3 separate regions of the Homo sapiens genome follow, and all the other regions are linked to region 2. A link is an interaction called in ENCODE POLR2A ChIA-PET data of the cell type or tissue named here. Cell type or tissue: OCI-LY7. All regions are shown on one strand.

What was found. ChIA-PET counts read pairs that join two places held together with the same protein. Peaks named below come from ENCODE experiments on the same cell type or tissue, not always from the same donor. Only the 100,000 strongest peaks of a DNase experiment are listed, where the experiment ranks them.
Region 1: POLR2A ChIA-PET joins it to region 2 with 6 read pairs; 3 of 35 experiments call an interaction of 5 or more read pairs at or near these places.
Region 3: POLR2A ChIA-PET joins it to region 2 with 6 read pairs; 3 of 35 experiments call an interaction of 5 or more read pairs at or near these places.

Annotation. Positions count from the first base shown.
Region 1 is chr3:47,386,944-47,391,943 of GRCh38, reverse strand. All of the region lies in intron 1 of PTPN23 (protein tyrosine phosphatase non-receptor type 23), which reads right to left. Among named protein-coding and RNA genes, the nearest start is that of PTPN23-DT, 8.0 kb to the right of the region's middle. In OCI-LY7, no CTCF peak of the experiment used is centred here; no DNase peak of the experiment used is centred here.
Region 2 is chr3:46,542,907-46,547,906 of GRCh38, reverse strand. LRRC2 (leucine rich repeat containing 2) reads left to right here. Exons shown (of 9, transcript NM_024512.5): 3 at 2,654-2,861. Among named protein-coding and RNA genes, the nearest start is that of LRRC2-AS1, 12 kb to the left of the region's middle. RefSeq lists an enhancer at 2,901-3,445. In OCI-LY7, no CTCF peak of the experiment used is centred here; DNase peaks (open chromatin) are centred at 306, 786 and 1,996; H3K4me3 peaks cover 3,511 bases; H3K27ac peaks cover 4,797 bases.
Region 3 is chr3:46,957,934-46,962,933 of GRCh38, reverse strand. All of the region lies in intron 1 of CCDC12 (coiled-coil domain containing 12), which reads left to right. Among named protein-coding and RNA genes, the nearest start is that of CCDC12, 16 kb to the left of the region's middle. RefSeq lists enhancers at 1,820-2,321, 2,369-2,468. In OCI-LY7, no CTCF peak of the experiment used is centred here; a DNase peak (open chromatin) is centred at 2,605; H3K27ac peaks cover 3,431 bases.

The DNA.
Region 1 (5,000 bases), 840 kb before region 2:
ACTGCACTCCAGCCTGGGTGAGAGTGTGACACTATCTCAAAAATAATTAATTAACTAAAATATTTTTTAAAATGTGGCCTAAGCTATGAGGTAAAACTTGACTATATGAGAGAATGTTCTGTGGTTAACTCCCTTGCAGTAAGAGGTTTTGCCCACCCTTAGGTTAGAGAAAATGAGTAAAAGTGTAGCTCAGAGGTCTCGTGGGATAGAGGCCAAAGGAATCAGATGGACAGGAGACTCCTACATCCTAGAAACAAGGCTTCCCGTGATATCACTAGGAACATCTGACCCTGCTGTTCACACAATGGTGACAGAAAGATGCTGCTCCCACCCCTAGCAAATCATGCCTAGAGGTCACATTCTATCTGAATCTCATCTCCGTCCTCCTATAAGATCAGCAGCAGATGCTTAACTGAGAACCTACCACAGGTCAGGCACTGTGCTGAGTGCCTAGTAATCACTCCATCCTTAGAACAACCCTAAGAGGTAGACACTATTATCATCACCACTTTACAGATGAGGAAATGAGGAAACTGAGGCAAAGAGTTAGGGTATTCACCAAGGTCACGGTGCTAATAACTGATGGGGATATGACTGAAACCCAGGCATTTGGGCTCCAGAGCCCATGTTCTTTCCATATTAGACCATTCCATTTCTATTTAAATTGTTTTTAGTTTATTTTTTATTGTTTTATTTTATTTTCGAGACAAGGTCTTGTTCTGTTGCCCAGGCTGGAGTTACAGTGGTACTGCAACCATAGCTCACTGCAGTCTCAAACTCCTGGGTCCAAGTAATTCTCCTGCCTCAGCCTTCCAAGAAGCCGGAACTACAGGCACATACCACCATACTCAGCTAATTTTCTGTAGAGGTAGTGTCTTGCTATATTGCCCAGGCTGGTCTGGAACTTCTAGCCTCAAGCAATCCTTCTGCCTCAGACTCCCAAAGTGTTGGGATTACAGACATGAGCCATCACGCCCAAACTTTTTTTTATTTTATAGAGATGGGAGTCTCACTATGTTGCCCAGTCTGGTCTTAAACTCCTGGGCTCAAGCAGTTGACCCACATCAGCCTCCCAGAGCATTTCTATTTTTTAAAAATATGGTTCTTACAAACAACTCTGAAAAACAGGCACAGAAAATGAATCCCTGGCCACACAGTGAGTCAGTGGAGCAGCCAGGATATTTATGTTATTATTATTATTTGCAGCCTGTTAGAAGCAAAAGGATGTTTTTAAAACCCTAACAAAATCCTCTGTGACTGCTGATCACTCCTCCACTAAAAAAGAAGAAAGAGGCTGGGTGAAGTTCCTGGAGTAAGGGACAGAGACCTTGTCCCCATTTCGCTATGGTCTGGGACTCTGCAGAACTCGGAACAGTCTAGCGGGAAGTATGAAGCTCCAATGGAGGCTGAGAAGGCAGGCCCAGCAGCAGACGAGGAGAAAGAACCAGAGGCCCTGACAGGACCCCAGTACCTACACAACTAACAGGAAGAAGACCAGAGAACCTCCAAAAACAGCCAGGCTTTGAAGTAGCTGGGGATCCTTTTCTGAAGGAATAAAAGAAGACCCGTGGAGAGCTCTCAGTGAGGGCACGTCCAGGGATCACAGCCACCGAGGGGAAAAAGAAAAGAAAGGAGTTACCAGATTACAAGTGGGAAACAGTGCCCCTGAGTTGCTGTGAAATCTGGGCTTGGTTTTTGTTTTTTGTTTTTTTAAATTGTCTTGCTCTGTCAGGCAGGCTGGAGTGCAGTGGTACTATCATAGCTCAATGAAGCTTCAAACTCCAAGTGATCCTCCCACCTCAGCCTCTTGTGTGGCTAGGACTACAGCTGTGTGCCACCATGCCCAGCTATTTTTTTTTTTTTTTTTTTTTGAGACGGAGTCTCGCTCTGTTACCCAGGCTGGAGTGCAATGGCGCCATCTCGGCTTACTGCAACCTCCACCTCCTGGGTTCAAGCAATTCTCCTGCCTAAGCCTCCCAAGTAGCTGGGACTACAGGTGCATGCAGCCATACCCAGCTAATTTTTGTATTTTTAGTAGAGATGGGGTTTTGCCATGTTGGCTAGGCTGATCTCGAACTCCTTTTTTTTTTTTTTTTTTTTTTTGAGACGGAGTCTCGCTCTGTTACCCAGGCTGGAGTGCAGTGGTGCCATCTCAGCTCACTGCAAGCTCCACCCCCCCGGGTTCACGCCATTCTCCTGCCTCAGCCTCCTGAGCAGCTGGGACTACAGGCACCCGCCACCACGCCTGGCTAATTGTTTGTATTTTTAGTGGAGACGGGGATTCACCGTGTTAGCCAGGATGGTCTTGATCTCCTGATCTCGTGATCCACCCGCCTCGGCCTCCCAAAGTGCGGGGATTACAGGCGTGAGCCACTGCGCCAGGCCCTGGTCCCGAACCCTTGACTTCGTGATCCACCCGCCTTGGCCTCCCAAAGTGCTGGGATTACAGGCGTGAGCTACCATGCCTGGCCCCAGCTAATTTTTATTTTTATTTTGTAGAGACAGGGGTCTTGCTATGGTGCCCAGGCTGGTCTCGAACTCCTGGCCTCCAGCTATCCTCCCACCTCGGCATCCCAAAGCGCTGGGATTACAGGCATGAGTCACCATGCCCAGCCTAGGCTTGGCTTTTTTCATGTGTAAAATGGGGTTAATATCACTTGCTACGTCTAGCTCAGAGCTGTCATAAGGATTCGAGTTATTTCCCAAACAGGGAAGGAAGATGCTCAGGTGAAAATATTGTTTACAATAGGCCAAGACCTGTACTAAGAACTTAACAAGCATTAGAACGACAAACTCTGCATGTTCTCACTTTTTTGTGGGAGCTAAAAATTAAAACCACTGAATTCATGGAAACCGACAGTAGAATGATGAATACCAGAGGCTGGGAAGGGTAGTGGGAGTGGGGTGGGGGAGTGGAGTGGGAATGGTTAATGAGTACAAAAATATAGTTAGATAGAATGAATACAATCTAGTATTTGAGGCTGGGCGTGGTGGCTCACACCTGCAATCGCAGCACTTTGGGAGGCCAAGGCGGGTGGATCATCTGAGGTCAGGAGTTCGAGACCACCCTGTCCAACATGGCAAAACCCAGACTCTACTAAAAAGACAAAAATTAGCTGGACATGATGGCAGGTGCCTGTAATCCCAGCTACTCGGGAGGCTGAGGCAGTAGAAACGCTTGAACACGGGAGGCGGAGGTTGTGGTGAGCCGAGATTGTGCCACTGTACTCTAGCCTGCGTGACAAGGCGAAACTCTGTCTCAAAAAAAAAAAAAAAAAAGATCTAGTAGTGACAGCAAAACAGGGTAACTATAGTCAGCAATAATTTATTACATTTAAAAATAAAAGTATAATTGGATTGTCTGTAACACAAAGAAAGGATAAATGCTTGTGGTAATGGATACTCCATTTACCCTGATGTGATTACTATACCTGTTTGGCCATATCAAGTACCCCATTAATTTTTGTGGGTACATAGTAGGTGTATATACTTATATACCTACTTAAGCCCAGGTGTTTGAGACCAGCCTGCGCAACACAGTGAGACCTTATCTCTAAAAAAAAATAAGCAAAATTAGCAGAGTGGTGCGTGCCTGTGGTCCCAGCTATTCAGGAGGATGAGGTGGACGGACCACTTGAGACCTGGAGGCAGAGGCTGCAGTGTGCCAAGATCGTGCCTTTGCACTCCAGCCTGGGTGTTACAGCAAGACCCCATCTCTAAAAAAATAAAAATAAAAAAGAACTTAGAAGCATTAATTTTGATTCTCAGAAGCTTATGAGGTATATTATTAGTTCCATGTTTCAGGTAAGAAAAGTGAGGACTACATTAGTTATGTAATCTTTGTGACAGCTCAAGATCATTCAGCTATTAAAGGAATGAGAGGGGACCTAAACCAAGGTCTGATTCCAATAGCTATGCTATTTCCATGATGCTACTCTGCTATTTTACTGAGCACCAAACAGTAGAGAATTTTGTAGCTAGGTGAGATCACTGGAAACAACCATCCTGGTCCTGCCATGATTTTGCAGATTAGAGAAAGGGCAAACCACAGATAAGCAATGATAGTGCTAGGACCCCAAGACAGATTTCCTGACTCCAGACCTAATATTAATCCCTCTGTGTCACCTTCTCTTGTACTAGTATGTTCTCATTCTTCTATGTATGCTTTGCTCTTAATTTAACATTTGGAATTTCATCATGCTAATTAAAGCAATAAGACAAGAAGAAAAGGCAATTAAAAGGCATCACATGTGTTAGTTTTACCTTTATTCACCAGTTACATTATGTTTCTTTTTTCTCCAGTTCCAGAGTTGACTCAAATGTAGGGCATTCCTTGGGCTACTCTAAGAAACAAACTTTTTTTTTTTTTTTTTGAGACAGGGTCTCTGACACCCAGGCTGGAGTGGCGAGATCTTGGTTCACCACAGCCTCGACCTCCTGGGCTTAAGCCATACCCCCCACCTCAGCCTCCTGAGTAGCAGGGACTACAGGTGTGTGCCACCACACCACGCCTGACCTTTCTTTTTTTTTTTTTTTTTTTGTAGAGACAGGGTCTTGCTTTGTTGCCCAGGTTAGTCTCAAACTCCTGGTCTTGACTGATCCTCCTGCCTTGGCCTCCCAAAGTGCTGGGATGACAGGCATGAGCCAACGTGCCTGACCAGTATTGTTAATTAATACAGTATATGTTCAGCTACTAAATTTCAAATGAGACTAATTATATTCAGAGAATGGCGTATTGCCAAGTGAAATCTTCAGCTCCTTGGTCCATGTCAGCAAGCCTGAAAGAAAACCGCCATAGGCCAAGAGTACTGGGGATAAAAACATACCTTCATCCTCCCCTTGTCTAATCCCTACAATAATACTCAAGGCCTCGTTCCCACATCTTTTCTGAATGGCCCCTTGCCTGTCTGAACAACACAGTGAGGAAGACTCAGGTTACCTCTCCCAGAAGGTCCTAGAACTAGACTAGGTCATTCAACCAATGCTTGTTAAGCACTCCC
Region 2 (5,000 bases):
TCTACAGGTAGATATTTAAAATTCATTTTTATCATATGGTTATAAAACTAAATCACACAGAAAAGCTAATAAGGAAAAGCAACAATTCCAAGCCACTACAACTTCTCCCAGAGGAGCCCACTTCTCTTTCAGCACTTTCTTCTGCTTTTAAATTCATATCCCTTCATGTGCTGACACACACACACACACACACACACACATACACACACACATATGTTATATATATATTTTTTTTTTTCTTGTAATTTTTTTGGGACAAGTCTCTTTCTGTTGCCCAGGCTGGAGTGCAGTGGTGTGATCATAGCTCACTGCAGCCTCGACTTCCAGGGCTTAAACAGTTTTCCTAGCTCAGCCTCCTGAGTAGCTGGGACTACAAGCATGTGCCACCAGCCCCGCTTTCTTTTTTTTTTCTTGTATTTTTTGTAGAGACAGGGGTCTCACTTTGTTTCCCAGGCTGGTCTCAAACTCTTGGCCTCAAGTGTTCCTCCTGCCTGAACCACTGCACCTGGCAATATTTTTAAATTTATCACTTTTGTTATATTACTTATAGACTTCATATGTAGATCCTGAAGCCCTGACTCATGGATTGCTGGGTGGTTTTCCCCAGCGCAGCTCACTGGGACTGAGACCTATAGAGCTGTGCCAGCCAGTGCTGTCAGCAAAATGTTTTTCTTCAAATGTTCCAGCTTCCCTCAGTTGAATGGCAAGCATGAAACTCCAGCAATATCTGAAATGGTTTCTTAAAAGCAAAACATCTGATTAAGAAGGTGACATTTGCATGTAGACCTGGGGAGCCAGCCCTGCAGAAATCTAAGAACAAGGGTTGCAGGCAGGCATAACAGCAAATGCAAATGCCACTGACACCAAGAGAGGGGCAAGGGAGTTAAGGATGGATGCCAGGAGGTGATTACAATGGGATCCATGAATATGTTTTCCTTTCAAAGCCAGACCAGTGTGCAAGGTTATGAGTTTTCCTTCATCTCATTTACTGTGTGGGGGCAGGTGTAGAGCAGGGAGATAATGGGATATAAACTGTGGCAGGCATCTGTAATCCCAGCTACTGGGGAGGCTGAGGCAGGAGAATCGCTTGAACGTGGGAGGTGGAGGTTGCAGTGAGCTGAGACTGTGCCATTGCACTCCAGCCTGGGTGACAGAGCAAAACTCTGTCTCAAAAAAAAAAAAAAAAAAAAAGGAGCAAATTGGTGTTTCTGGGGGTGGGAGAGGGTTGTCCCTCCACTGGATAGAATTTCTGTGTGTTTATGGATAAGAATTATTTGTATGGCTTTCCGTTTTCTACAAGTTAACTTTACTCTCTACAGAGTTATAAAATAGCTTAGTCAAAGTCAAAGGTACATACCTATAGAATCAGAGAATCCCCTGGAGGCTCCGGCATTCCGGGAAAAGGCTATCCATCTGTGTTTTGCTTCTTTCAAAATCTGAAATTTCTCCTTACACTTGACAGTGCCTGGTGGTCCAGACTGGGACTTCCCGCATGCCCAGTCCTAGAAGCTGGTCTTGTCCCAGGTGCAGTAAACCTTCAGACCCCTCCTAACCACTCCAATGGCAGGCTTGCCTGTGCCCCACAGTGCCACCCTACAGCCTAACTGAGACTCTGAACCACCCTTCCTTCAGATAACAGCAGAGAGTTTCCATACTAGGATTGTTCCTTGACCATGGGGCTTATCTCACACTTATTTAGTGTATATACTGCCTTGGGCCACGTGAAGACCAAGTCTGCACCTGCAGCTGGTTTCTAAAGTAGCCCCCAGAAGACCTGAATCCTGACTGCCGCCAGGTTCCCAGTTGGGCTGAGTAGGGTGTGGAATGCTTTTCTGAGTGTGGAATGCATCTAAGCCCCTATCAAAGGTGGGCTACCTTATTTTGAGTCAGACAACATCTGTGTTTGATGGTTTTGAAGGAAAACCACAAAACATCTTGTTTTGCATCACATAGAATATGTTAAAGGCCTCAAACAGAAAACAAATTCCTAAATGAAGAAAGGCCCACCAGGTGCAGAGCCCTGTTCTGACAGCTGTGTGGGCATCTGAAGGGCTGTGAGACACACTAGCTGTCATCATGGAGCTTAGCATCAAGCTGGGGGATAAGCTATGGATGTGGAAAGCTCTAAAAGATAGGTCAGAAAATTAGCGACACGTGGGGTGGTGAGGTTTGGTGGGGATGCTGAGTCCTCAGCCAGCTCCAGTGTCTGAGTGGACCTCAGGTCCATCTACAGGAATAAAATTCCCCAAGGTGGCTGATGGTGACATTCCAAAGTCAGGTGTTTTATACACTGAAGCTCCTCTGTATTTCTATTCAAATACCCTTGAAAGATCAGTGAATCCCTGTGGCCCTGCACTTTTTTAAAACTTAGGTTGGCATGATATAATTTCAAAGGAAATTATAATTAAACGCATAGCCAGAAATTCCATCTAACCCATCTTCTCTACTTTTAAAGTTGAAGTTACTAATAATTCACAAAAGGGTTTAGGGTTTCCCCTGCACCCCCACAGCAGGGAGGAAAGAGGAAGGGAGTGCTTACGTAGGCCTGGGAATGACAAGGAGAGCACCTATGCCCAGGTGGCTGACTCACTTCTCTAGGCAGGTGATGGCCAGTCCCCAGGAGAGTAACTGTGACCCCTGCTGCCTGTTTTAGGATAAAGGAGGAGTGGAACTTTGTGGCCGAATGCAGGAGGAAGGGCATCCCCCAGGCTGTATACTGCAAGAATGGCTTCATAGACACCAGCGTGCGGCTTCTGGACAAGATTGAAAGGAACACTCTCACAAGGCAGAGTTCACTTCCCAAGGACAGAGGCAAACGGAGCAGTGCGTTTGTGTTTGAACTTTCTGGGGAGCACTGGACGGTGAGTCGAGGCAGTTCTCGCCCAATGCAGTGCTGTGGTCGATGACTGCTGCTCGCCTGAGCCCAAGGATGAATGAATGAATGCTTTTGCCTTTAGAGGAGGTTCTTCTGTCCCTTCCTCAGTGAAACGCAGCGCAGTCCTGGAAGCAGTGATGGGACCCACTTGGATACCTCTGTGGCTGAGCAGCTGGGATGCACGTGCCCTCTCCTGGGCAGCACAGTCTTTCAGGATGCGTTCCTCTCCTGTTCCCCGCCCTAGACCCTTAACATAATTCTTTGTCTTTAAAAAACATCAATTTAAGTGACGGCGCCTTTCATTCAACTAACGCCCTGGCAGTGGGCAATTACTTACTTGCCGAAGTGCCGAAGGGCAGCAAAGGAATTTCTGCAGATCCTTTATCTGGTTTTCCTGTCCTGAGATTCTGAGGCCAGGGCAAAGACAATTCCATCTTTCTTTCCTCAGGTCCCATAATAACTTGGGCTATTGCCCATTTCATCGGGACAGGGTTCCCTGGGACCCTCCGTCCATCTCTTTGTATCTTGCCATTTTGTGTCTTTTTTGTTTTGTTTTGTTTTGTTCAAGAGTCTTGCTCTGTCACCCAGGCTGGAGTGCAGTGGCGAGATCTCAGTTTCCCGAGGAGCTGGGACTACAGGTGTGTGCCACCATGCCTGGCTAATTTTTGTATTTTTAGTAGAGACGGGGTTTCACCATGTTGGCCAGGTTGGTCTCGAACTCCTGACCTCAGGTGATCTGCCCGCCTTTGCCTCCCAAAGTGCTGGGATTACAGGCAAGAGCCACCACGCCCGGGCTTTGTATTTTTTTCCTAGAGGCGGGGTTTTGCCAGGTTGCCCAGGCTGGTCTCGAATTCCTGAGCTTGAGCCTATTACCCTGCCATTTTGTGACTAAAAGGACTCGGTGGAGAGACTAAATATTTTGCGTGACCTGGGGCTGTCTTTTATTAGCCATGTGATCCGAGGTGGTTTTTATCATTTGATAAAAATGCATATCACTTTTATGGGTTTTTATCATTCTTATCAGTAAAATGCTGCTAATGCTTGCCCTGACCCTATCTGAGTGCTATTGAGAGGATGAAGTGCATGAATATTCTGTAAAGTATACAGTTCTCCAAAAATGCAAGAGGTTATTACTGTAAACCTCTTTACTGTTCTTTCCCTTGCATCCCCATCATTGAGATCAGTAGGTAACGGGCTGCCTATTCTAGGGCACGAAGGGAGGCATGTCTGGATTGTTAATTAAATACCATTGGCCAGTAAACACGATCCTGGGTGTGGCACTTACCCTGTAAGGGTGTCCAGTTCACCTGGAGAACCTGTCACGAGCCCTCATGTTTCACAATCTACCTTTTGAAAATCATTGTAAAGGGTATTTATTATTTATTATTATTATTATTATTATTATTATTATTAATTGAGATGGAGTCTCGCTCTGTCACCCAGGCTGGAGCACAGTGGTGCGATCTCAGCTCGCTGCAAGCTCCGCCTCCCGGGTTCACGCCATTCTCCTGCCTCAGCCTCCCGAGTAGCTGGGACCACAGGCACCCGCCACCATACCCGGCTAAATTTTTGTATTTTTAGTAGAGACGGGTTTTCACCGTGTTAACCAGGATGGTCTCGATCTCCTGACCTCGTGATCCGCCCGCCTCGGCCTCCCAAAGTGCTGGGATTACAGGCGTGAGTCACTGCACCTGGCCTGTAAAGCGTGTTTAATGTGCCCGGTATGGTAAAGGGAATGGGAAGATGGTTAGAATTCAGCAGGCTGGGAGAGACCTCCATTGTGAACCAGGTGGATGGCGTCCTCAAAACTTGCAATCTCTTTGTCCCCATACGCCATCCCCTAAGCCGTACTCTGTTGTGATTGAGTACAGGAGAGTCCAGGAAGACTCTGGGCCCCACATATTCTTTAGAGTGAATTTCAGTTACCGTTTTCCTCCCCCAGAGAGCTTGTGCTTCGGCCTCACCTCTGACTAAGGAGTGAAAGGCTGTGTGTGTTAAGGGATTTTTCAGCCTCTTAGAGTGCTCTGTGGCAGTGAGGGATTTGTGGCCTCCAAAGTCACACCTGGCAGCCTGCCTGGCCCCTGCAAGAGGTCAGGAGGGAAGGAATGGGCTGTGGAGCTTCTGG
Region 3 (5,000 bases), 420 kb before region 2:
TTATGGATTGTGCTGCTCTTCCCAGTCTTGTACATGTCTTGGTGAACATATGTACCCATCTGTAGGATCTATGCCTAGGAGTGGAATTGCTAGGCCGTAGGGTGTATATAGGACAGATACTGTCAAACACTTTTGCAAAATGGCTCTACTATTTTGCACTCTGACCAGCACTGTATGGCGGTTCCTCTCTAATACTTGGTATAGTTAGTTTTTTTCATGTTAGCCAGGCTGGTGGAGGTATAGTGGCATCCTTTTGTGGTTTAAATTTGTATTTCCTACCTAATGAAGTTGGATTATCTTTTCATATGTTTATGTGAAGTGCCTGTTCATGTCTTTCACCTCTTCTCCTTTTTATTCAGTTGCCTGTTTTTCCTATTGATTTCTAGAAGTTCCTTATGTGTCCTTTGTTCTGTGTATGTGATGTGACTATCTCTTCTGCCTGCCTTGGCTTTGACTTTTCAGGCTCTTAAAATTAAATTTTTTTTTTTTTTTTTTTTTTGAGATAGAGTTTTGCTCTTGTTACCCAGGCTGGAGTGCAATGGCACAATCTTGGCTCACTGCAATCTCCGCCTCCTGGGTTCAAGCAATTCTTGTGCCTCAGCCTCCTGAATAGCTGGGATTACAGGTGCCCACCACCATGCCCAGCTAATTTTTGTGTTTTTAGTAGAGACAGGGTTTTACCATGTTGGCCAGGCTGGTCTTGAACTCCTGACCTCAGATGATCCACCCCCCTCAGCCTCCCAAAGTGCTGAGATTACAGACGAGAGCCGCCTCACCTGGCCCAAAATTGAATTCTTTGGCGAATAGTAGTTCTTAATTTTAATGTAGTTTATCATTTTTTTCTAATATCTTTTGTGGCCTGTTTAAGGAAATAGTTGCCTACATATAGGTCTAGATGATATTCTTTTATGTTATAATCTAGAAGTTTGCTTGTTTTACTTTAACCTTTAGACCTCTAACCCATCTCGAATTTACTTTTGTGTGGTGTGCGTAGGGATCAAGATTCTTTTTCTCCCCATATGGGTATCAGTGACTTGGCACTATTTGATATTTGACATTTGTGTTTTAGAAGAGTTTCCCGTGACTTAATTGGCATGCACTGTTTATGATCATGCTGTTAACCTTCCATAACATCCTGATAATTGTCATTGTACATATAGTAGTAGTAGTAGTAGCAGTGGTAGCTGCTAAAATATATTTGTTTTTTCATGCTTCTAAGTCCCAATTCATGCCACCCCTTCAGTGGACAGGCAGTTCCTTGTAGGCAGAGACAACTCTTAAACTTATTTTAACAAAACATTCAGACATTTCCTGGGTGCCCCATGGCACTGTAGTGGGTATGCTGCGTCCTGTGACTCTGAGCCCCTTAGGCTTTGTGCACTAGAGAAAAGACAACATGGACTCCCAGGGAAGACAAGGACCTGCTGAGCCAGGCCCTCCAGTGCTGGCCTCCTGACCTGCTAGCCAGACTCTGTCCATACTCTGGACCTACCGAGCCAGGGGTGTTCTGACTAGAAATATGTGTTACCTCCGATAGTTGCTTCAGGGTCAGTTGTTTCAAACTGGGGCTGTATGTTTTAAATGGTTTTTGGCTCTTCCATTGACCCTGCAGACATTGGGAGCAGCATGTGATTCTGTAGCACTAAGAATTGTAATACAGAAATGAAATGCAATTCATATTTTTGTTTCTGGAGAAGATGTCTCATATATCATCTTGGAATATTTTCTGTAACCTATCCCACATACCTCCAACCCACCTCCAGCGCATATACACATGCACATACAGCATGTACTCTCCACACCCAGCCCCCTGCCTACAGTGCATCCCACCTCCTTACACTCCCTTAACCTCACAACACCACCACACACCCCAGGCCCTACCCCACACACTTCCCCCCACAATAGTACCTCCCTTCTCCCCACACCCTCCCATTCCCTGCACACCTCCAACACTCCACAGCACCCCTCCACATGCCCCCAACCCACACCTACAAACCCCAACCCCTTTACACCAATACATATCTCATACACACCTCAAAACACACATAAGCAGCACCACCTTTATACCTCCATACCCACAATTTGCCTTTCCCTACACATACACCTTCAGCAGCTGAGACGGACTTGCTGTTTCTAAGCCAGTTGTTCGGAGATCTGGGAGACCCCATAGCGAGCTTGATAAGGCTCAGTCATGCCTGGCCCTCTTCCTTCCTTCGGAGCTTTCCCTTAAATTCTGGGGCCCTGGCTTCTCCCTGGTTTTGTTTTGGAGGGAAGCAACAGCTTGTATCCTTGAAAGAATTCCAAGAGGAAAAACAGTTGCTTCGGCAACGGTGCCCTGTGGCAGTAACATCCACACTCCTGGGCTGTTTTGATTCAGGGCTCTAAAGAGCTGCTCTGTCTAGAGAAAATGTGAGTGGCTGGAGCAGAAAACATTTGTCCTTTCAAGGACAGCCCCCCTCCCATTGTTTTCAGGGCAGGGCACCACTAGATTTCTTGCAGGGTAATTTGAATCCTGAAGAAAAAGCACCTGTGTTTGACATCATCTGGTTAAAGCAGGACTTTCCTGTCCTGGGCCCAGGAGTCCATGACTCAGGCAGCTTCCATCTATGTAGGAAGTGAGAGTGAATGCTGGGCTGTGTCTGGGGTGAGGAGTCAGTTTCCACATCTGGCTGTTACAAGTGTTATTGTTGAGGCCTCTCTGTGCACAGAGCCTGGGTGGGAAATGGGGTCAGTGAGGCTGGCCCTTGCCTCAAGCACGGTCAGGCTGGGGCCCTGTGGGAAGGCTGATCTGTGTACCCCCAGGTATAATACTGTATACTGCCATCCACGGAGGAGGGGCAGAGGAGAGCTGTCAGTGTCTTGGAGGGAGGGCATGGACAGGGGATGGGGGACAACACTTGCATGCATGTCGCGTGGAGGAGAGCGCTCAACCCAGTATCGATATACATACCCTGCTTTATCTCATTGGTTGGCTTATGAGTAGTGTCCCCATTTGGGCTTTGTCCCAGGCTGCATAACTCACAAGACAGAGCCTGAGCTGGTAGAGGTGCTGAGAAAACACTTGAGGGATTGAGTGGATGGCATGGAGAGTGATAGCTGTTTCCAGGTGTGAAAGAGGTGGAGGGATTTTAGGCAGAGGAGGGGCAGGAGCAGAACAGGCAGGCATGGAGGTGGTCTGAATTTGGGAAGATGATCTGTGGAAGGCCCTTCTTCCTTGCCACCTCCCTGTCCCCCCACACTGGCTAGCGTTTTCTGACTTGGATTCATATTCTCTGCACACGTGTAGGGTCTGCTCTTCTCAACTGTGGTAGCTCGAGGGCAAGGGCTGGGGCTTCCTCCGGGTGACACTGATGGCTGCTCTGGGTGAACTGAGGGAAGGAACAAGGCATGAATGTGGGGATCTGTTATGTGACCCCTTTGTCACGGGATGAGAGGGCCTCACCCCGAAGACACAGGTGAGAGTCTCAGGCTCCACCATCATCATCACTGTGGTTGGCGCCTACTGACTGAGGACGTACTCTGTGCCAGCCACAGTGTAGGGCTGTCACTCACATGCGTACCCTTAAGTCATGCCATCTAGCAGTTGAAGAAACTGCAGCTCTGAGAAGCTAAACTGGCCCAGAGTACCACAGTACACAGTTGTTAGTGCTGGGTATTGACTCCTCATGTGGTTCTGCTTTCTCAACCTTTCCATATGCTGAGCATGTGGATTTTTAAAAACGCTTTGTAGCTAAAGGAAGTGTGTGTAGGTGGGGATAAGACCTTGTGAAGCAGTATTTCCCCCCACAAAAAAATGTGCCAGTTCTGACTTGTTTAAATTTGGTTTAATTAGGATTTTTATCACTTGTAGATCACACCAGAGAGCAGACAGCTGTCTTACCTTTACTTCTCAGATTGTGACACTCCAAGAAGCAGCTGACCAGAGGTTAAAATAGCTTCTAGTCTAGGAGCTTCAGCACATTTTGTTGCTGTGTAAACCTCTGACTTGCCTGGAAATTGACTTGTAAAGAATTTTGCATTTCATACTGGGGTGCCTGATGCTGGGGTCTGGTATATTTCATGCTCAGCTGTGTGTTGGCATGGAGGGAATGGAGAGATGGCTCCTAGCTCAGGTAAGGGCCTTGGCTTACATCAGTGACTGGCCTTTGTGGTGGTCAGGAGAGTTGGGGAGGATGCTGGGACCAAGCTCATAGAACACTTAACAAACATCCCGAGTCTCAGCTCCTCCTTTCGCGGAGTGGGCATCACAACCTTTGCCCTGCCCTTATCTTGGGTTCTCGTTGGGGATTGGATGAACAATGGAATGTAACGCAACTTTGAGCTCTATAAAGTGCTGGATGCGTTTGTTCCAGAACCAAACCGAGGGTCGGGCTGCTTATTCCCTTGGCCCAATAACGAGATGCAGATGAACTGGGAGAGAAGGGAGTTTTTTTTATTTCTGCAGCTGGTTACAGGGAGAAGGCCTGGAAATTATCACCAGACCAATTCAAAATTACAAAGTTTTCCAGAGCTTGTATATCTTCTAAGCTATACATCTATGTGTAAATGTGCATTCATCTAAAGACTTAAATGATTAACTTCTTCTAGTCTATAACTAAGATCTGAGTCCTGAAGACCTTCCTCTGGACCCTCAGTAAGTTTACTTAATATAATGGGTCCAGGTGCTGGGGTGATTACCCTTATCTTGTCTCCTGCTAAATCATGGAGGTTTGGGGCGTTCCTTTTAGTCTCCCAATAAACTTGTTTGTGGAGGCCTGGGGAGTTTCTTCAGACCGCCAATAAAACTTATTTAATCCTAAACAGATCCTGTTAAGAATTCTTCGTTATCTTGTCGTGCTTCAAGGCTCAGGAAAGGCCTAGGCCAAACTCTTGGTGGGCTTTTGTTACATTCTAGCCTTTGTGTAAGGGCACTGGTTCTATTAGCTTTACATATATATGTGTGTGTGTGTGTGTGTGTGTGTGTGTGTGTGTGTATTTATTTTTTTATTTTTGAGATGGAG